Regions from separate parts of the Homo sapiens genome. Here region 1 is linked to region 2. A link is a contact called in ENCODE Hi-C data. All regions are on one chromosome and are shown on one strand. Each heading gives the region's core, a stretch centred on a gene start or an enhancer-like site at or near the end of the contact. The rest is flanking DNA. Distances are from core to core; before and after follow the strand shown. Region 1 overlaps LOC124901426 (a long non-coding RNA gene). Region 2 holds the start of UST (uronyl 2-sulfotransferase).

What was found. A loop is a pair of places that touch in the nucleus more often than their neighbours do. Pooled maps may share reads with other maps.
Region 1: a loop to region 2 is called in a pooled map, with 4 times the contacts of the local background. The contact joins the enhancer-like site here to the promoter of UST in region 2. A Hi-C loop is called at or near these places in 2 of 37 single-sample maps with no recorded cell type and 8 of 50 pooled maps.

Annotation. Positions count from the first base shown.
Region 1 is chr6:149,146,467-149,149,397 of GRCh38, reverse strand. The region is part of intron 1 of LOC124901426 (a long non-coding RNA gene); the gene reads right to left. Among named protein-coding and RNA genes, the nearest start is that of TAB2-AS1, 110 kb to the left of the region's middle. Within about 2 kb of position 1,319, at least 3 of the 41 ENCODE cell types and tissues checked have a DNase peak (open chromatin) inside an H3K27ac peak, as active enhancers do.
Region 2 is chr6:148,745,370-148,748,289 of GRCh38, reverse strand. UST (uronyl 2-sulfotransferase) reads right to left here and starts at 1,260. Exons shown (of 8, transcript NM_005715.3): 1 at 613-1,260. The coding sequence starts at 859. LOC124901425 (a long non-coding RNA gene) reads left to right here and starts at 2,691. Exons shown (of 2, transcript XR_007059806.1): 1 at 2,691-2,920. RefSeq lists enhancers at 1-123, 1,432-1,511, 1,572-1,631 and silencers at 302-471, 772-861.

The DNA.
Region 1 (2,931 bases), core at 70-2,569, 400 kb before region 2:
TTTACTTCTCTGCTGCTCACTTACTTCTCTTATTCAACCAGTCTCCTTTCTGTTCCTTGGGCACATCCGGCTTGCTCCTGCCTCAGCACCCTTGCATCTGCTCTTCCATAAGCCTAGAAGGCAGCTTACCCTAATATCCATGTGGCTCTCCCTTTTCTCCTTCACATTTTTACTCAAATGTCATCTTCCCTCATCTCCCTATTTTAAATGGCATCCTTCTTTGGCCTCCCTAATCCTCTTGCCTGCTTTATTTGTATCCATAGTGCTTCTTGACATCTAACATATATTTTCCTTACTTATTTTGTTTACTGTCTCTCTCCACTAGACTGTAAGGTCAAGGAGAGCAGAACATTTTGCCGGCTTTGTTTACCTCTGAAGAAACTAGAATAGTGCCTGACATACAGTTACCATTCAAAAAAAAAATGTTGAATGAACGAATGGATGAATGGATCATTCTTAATGACTTCATCATCTGTATAGATCTTAATTTACCCAGTTCACTCACTGGTGGACATTTGTTTCGATTCGTTTCCATCATGAAAAAAGCATCCTCAAATATCCTTGTGAAAACATTTTTGGGGACAATCTTCTAATTCTAATGGAACTGATGTTTCCCAAAAGAGAAAATGGAGTTTAATAACTGTAACAACACTAATAAACAGAATTTCATTGTTTTGACTTTATCTTAGGGCTACAAAGCTTGCAAAATACACATGAGAAAATAGATGTCAACTGAAGAACCACAAATACATTTCCTTCTCAAAACGTCGAGGTGAGGTTTGTGTGAACGCATGCCGAAGTACATGAAGGAAGTTGAGAGAAAAGTTCTTATCTTTCTCCTGTGTACAATCCATCCTCCCTCTTTGTTATTTACTGTCCTGGCAACAGCCGAGAAACTCTAATTTCACTTTGACTCCTCTTTAATCCCCATCACCACAATCCATCATAAGGTGTCATCTTCATGTGTGAATGCTGGTGCTTATCATCTCTTACATTTTTTTCTTCTCTATATTTCCCTTCCCAGTCCCTGCCTGCCCTATTTAGCTCTTGTCTTAGCTGAATCCCTGCAAAGCTAAAAGCTAAAAGAAAAGCTGAAAGAATCATTTCCCCAAACTATTTCCCCAAATTCCGTACCCAAAGGGATTCTAATCTGGAAACCTTCTTGCAGAATGAACCCATGTCATCCGGGGTCTGGAGCACATTGGGGCAGTCTCTGAAAAATGCTTAAATTAAATTAGGACTGGGTGCAGTGACTCATTCCTGTAATCCCAGCTACTCAGAGGTCTTGAGCCCAGGAGGTCGAGGCTGCAGTAAGCTATGATCACACCACCGCACTCCAGTCTGGGCAAGAGAATGAGATCCTGTCTCTGAAAAATAAAAATGTTGCCTCAACTGCATAAGTGATTTTGTTTATGAAAACATGTGAGACATTTGTGGGGGACCCCAGGAAATATTTGGATGGAATTTAGAGGTGCCCAAGGTCTTGCACGAGCAGGTAGGGGTAATAAGTCATTACATTTTGGATTATTGCTGTTACTGTAACAGCATCTGCATATCCTCAGTGAGGTCTGCATTGGACAGAGACAAATGCAGTGACATTTTAGAAATCTTAAGCTAGCAACCAGCACTGAAATGTTTTTTATTTGTCAATCCCTGCATGTCAGAAACAATTGGAAACTCCTTAACCTATAGTTTCAAGATGTTTGTAAATTCTTTTTTCTTTATTTTAGATACTTTATAGTCTAAGAATAATTTTTATCTCCAGCTCATCCTCTAGCCAAGTGTCTAATGCCTTTGTGAATTTATAATTCAAAATTAATTCCCCCCCGAGTTAGCCTTGTATAAACAAATGATTATAGAAATGATAAAACAAATGTCAAAGTAAAATATTAAAGGGTACAGAATTTCACGAATGAAAAGACATAAAAGTGTTGCAATCTGGGTGGGGCAGGGAATTGGAGAGGAGTGTGGGTATGCAGAAAAACGTTATGAAAGTATTTCAGTAAGTGATTGGATAAGAAGACAGAGTCTAAGTTAAATCAGGGCTCAACTTGTTGGCTTGTGGCTTGGGCAGTATCATCTGGTCAGCAGTGGCCAGTCCAATGTCAAAATCTTTAAGTGGACATGTCCCAGTTCCTGTGGCCAGCCAGAGGTGCTAATGCTGGCCTTCACTGGGCAAGTGTGTAAATCCAGAACAAAAATTCTAATGTAATATTGCTATTGTTATGTAGGGTATGTATTTGTAGGGATTGTATGAATGTAGTAAGTTTTGTCATTACTATACCACTTTAAATATGCTTTATCTGATTTTAAGATATGTGAGATTAAAGTAATTGACTTTATTAATGGAACAGAACAGAGGCCTCAAAAATAACACCACACGTCTACCACCATCTGATCTTTGACAAACCTGACACACACAAACAATGGGGAAAAGATTCCCTATTTAATAAATGGTGTTGGGAAAACTGGCTAGCCACATGCAGAAAACTGAAACTGGACCCCTTCCTTACACCTTATAGAAAAATCAACTCAAGATGGATCAAATACTTAAACATAAGACCTAGAAAACCTAGAAGAAAATCTAGAAGAAAACCTGGGCATAAAATCCTAGAAGAAAACCTGGGCATAAAATCCTAGAAGAAAACCTGGGCAATACCATTCAGGACATAGGTGTGGGCAAAGATTTCATGTCTAAAACACCAAAAGCAATGGCATTAAAAGCCAAAATTGACAAATGGGATCTAATTAAACTAAAGAGCTGCACAGCAAAAGAAACTACCATCAGAGTGAACAGGCAACCTACAGAATGGGAGAAATTTTTTGCAATCCTTCCATCTGACAAAGGGCTAATATCCAGAATCTACAAAGAACTTAAACAAATTTACAAGAAAAAAGCAAACAACCCCATCAAACAATGGGCAAAGGATA
Region 2 (2,920 bases), core at 11-2,510:
TGCAACCCGTTCCCCGCGCCAGGCTAGCTGCGGGCGGCGGGGTGGGCAGCGGCAGCCAAGGGACAAGCCAGCCCGGGGACAGCGCGGAGCCACTAGGGCCGGCGGGCAGGCGGGGGATCTGCGGGACAGAATTCTCAGAGCGGACGGTGGCAAAGGGCTAAACCCACCCACACTCCCCGGGGCGCGGGACGGGACTGAACTGCGGTCACTAACAATGCAACGAAGAGGACCTTCCCTTCCCTTCGCCACTCCCCGCGCCGCCAGGCCTGAAGATACACACACTCCGGCACACCCCACACACCCATCCACTCCGCCCCAGTCCGGATCCGGGTGGCGGAGGTGGGGCGGGGGGAAGGTGAGCGGTGCCTCGCCCCGGGGTACCTGCCGGCAGCGCAACCCAGCGGCGCCCCCGCCTCGGTGAGGACAGTCGGACGCGCGGGAGGAAGAAGGCGCTCCCGACCGCGGCACAGATGCTCACGGGCTTAGCACCTGGAGAGACCCGGGGCGGCGGCGGCGCGCGGTGGCAGCGCGAGAAGTCCCCGCCGCGACCCTCTCCCCGCCGCACAACTTTGCGCTGTCGGCGCCGCCCTAGCGCCTGCCCAGCTTCCTTACCCAAGTACTGCCGCAGGTCGAGCAGGAAGCGAGGGGGTCCCCCGCTGAGCTGATAGAGGAGGGAGCCCAGGCAGAAGACCAGCAGGGTGGCCATGCAGAAGCCGTAGTCCCGGAGGGAGAAGCGCAGGAAAGGCAGCAGGGGCACCCGACGCTTCCAGCTGCCCAGGCCCGGAGGGGCGCCCCCCATAGGGGCCCCATGGGGCCAGGGATCCGCGCCGCCGCCGGGATGCTGCTGCTTCTTCTTCATCGCCTGCTCCGCTGCCTCCCACAGCCTGCCCGTGCCAGGAAAAGGTCACCCATCCGCCGCGAGGAGGAGAGCCCGGCTGGCCGGCTGCACATGGGGAGGGCCGCGCGGAGGGCAGCCGGGTGGGGGCGGGGAGGGGCCGAAGTTGCCGGGCTCAGGAGACTTTCTTCGGCATGGTCCCCGCCGCCGCGGCCCGAGCGGCCGAGGTGTCCGGCCCCGGTTCGGGGCGCTGCCCGTGACGGGGCGCCGCGCCCGTCCGGCGCCCGCTAGCGTCCCCACGCCCCGCGCCCCGCCGCGCCTCGGGCTCGCTTGCGGCCGCCGGGGCTCGCCTCCAGCGCCAGCGTGGACCCCCCGGCTTTGTGTCTGTAGGTCTCGGCGTGTTTTGTCCCGGTTCAGGCTTCTCTAAAAAACGGCAGGGAGGAACAGGAGGCGGACACCATCCCCTCGCTCCACCTCCTTGACAGGGGTTTTCCTCCTTCTCCTCCCCTTTCTCCCTCCGGCGCTCCGCAGCACTCTCCTCCCTCTCCCCTCCCTCTCCGCTCGGGTCTCGGGATTTCGCTCGGGTGTCACGTTACTGCTTCTGCTGGGGGCGGAGGGGGGGAGGCGGCGATTATTCGCAACAAGGAAGAAAGTTTCTGGGTGTTTTCTTTTTTTTTCCTTCCCCCGTTCTTTACAATCTGGATGCGGTTCCTGCGCCACCAGCGACCTCTTGGGGGCCCCGCTGACTTCCCTCTTGTAAACAGTCACCGGCAGGAAGAAGCACGACTGACTTTACTATTTACATTTTTTTCAGTTCAGAAAGTTGATTCTCCTTATATACCCCGTGCGAGCTGCTTACCCAAGGCTGATAAAAGGTACTAGAATACAGGCTCAAGACTTTGCTGAAATGGGAAAAGAGCAAGCGGTGCGAGTTATGGTCAAACACGCCCCAGAGGGCCAGGCGCAGCGCCTGAACTCCCGGGTAGGGTAGCCGAAGAGGACGCTCTGTTCTTGCTTTTCCTGGTCCTACAACTGCTCCACCTCGCAGTGCCCAGAGAGGCAAGTGGGGGGTGCATAGCGGACTCTAGGAGGTCATTGCCCTGCAGACATGAAGGGGAAAGAGCCCAGTCCGCCTATACGCTGATTTCATTGCTGCCTCTCTTCCCTCCACGGGAAAGCCTCTGGACCTGAAAGAACCTCCTGGGGCAGAAAAGGCTCAATCCTAGACATAGATCCTCTGATGGGGTGGTTGATCCACGGAAGGGCTGCTCTGATCAGCCACACTTTAAGTAAGAATACTATATCACTATTTATAGAAGCTGTAGCACCTGAGGGCTGTGTGACTCACCCGAGGTCCCAAAGCTAGTAGTAGGAGTTGGGTTGGGAGTTGCACTCAAATCTATTTGACCCTCAGACCCACTATACTAACCACTGCACAGCAGTACTTCCCAGCCAGAGCCCTTTTCCTTCACGTCCCATAGGAGGATGAGATTTAATTCATTTAGTTCAGGCCACATTGAGAAATGGAAACCTCAGTTTCTGGTGCCTATCATTTCTGGCTCCCTACTCATTTGTATATTCCAGTAATGAACAATTGGATTTAAGAAGGAACCAGGAGCCAAGAACCTCTATGATTCTAAGACTAGGCTCCTGAAAACCTTCATCAAGTTAGGCATCTGAAGAATATTCTGTGGAAAATTACAAAATATTATCCTAGACAAAGAACTTACTCGTTAAGAATATGTCTTAACCTCAGCTACTCAGGAGGCTGAGGCAGGAGAATCGTGTGAACCCGGGAGGCGGAGGTTGCAGTGAGTCGAGATCGCGCCATTGCACTCCAGCCTGGGCGACAGTGCGAGACACCGTCTCAAAAAAAAAAAAAAAGAAAGAAAAGAAAAGAAAGAAAGAAAGAATGAATATGTCTTAACCATGTTCATATATGAATGTCTCTGGTTCATGATTTGAAACATATATCATGAGCTAGAGAGATGTGTAGATGAGGTGACAGGTGCTGCACACACACAGAGACACACGTACACACACACAACTCTACTGTCCAATTTTACATTGTCCTAGCCCACTTTC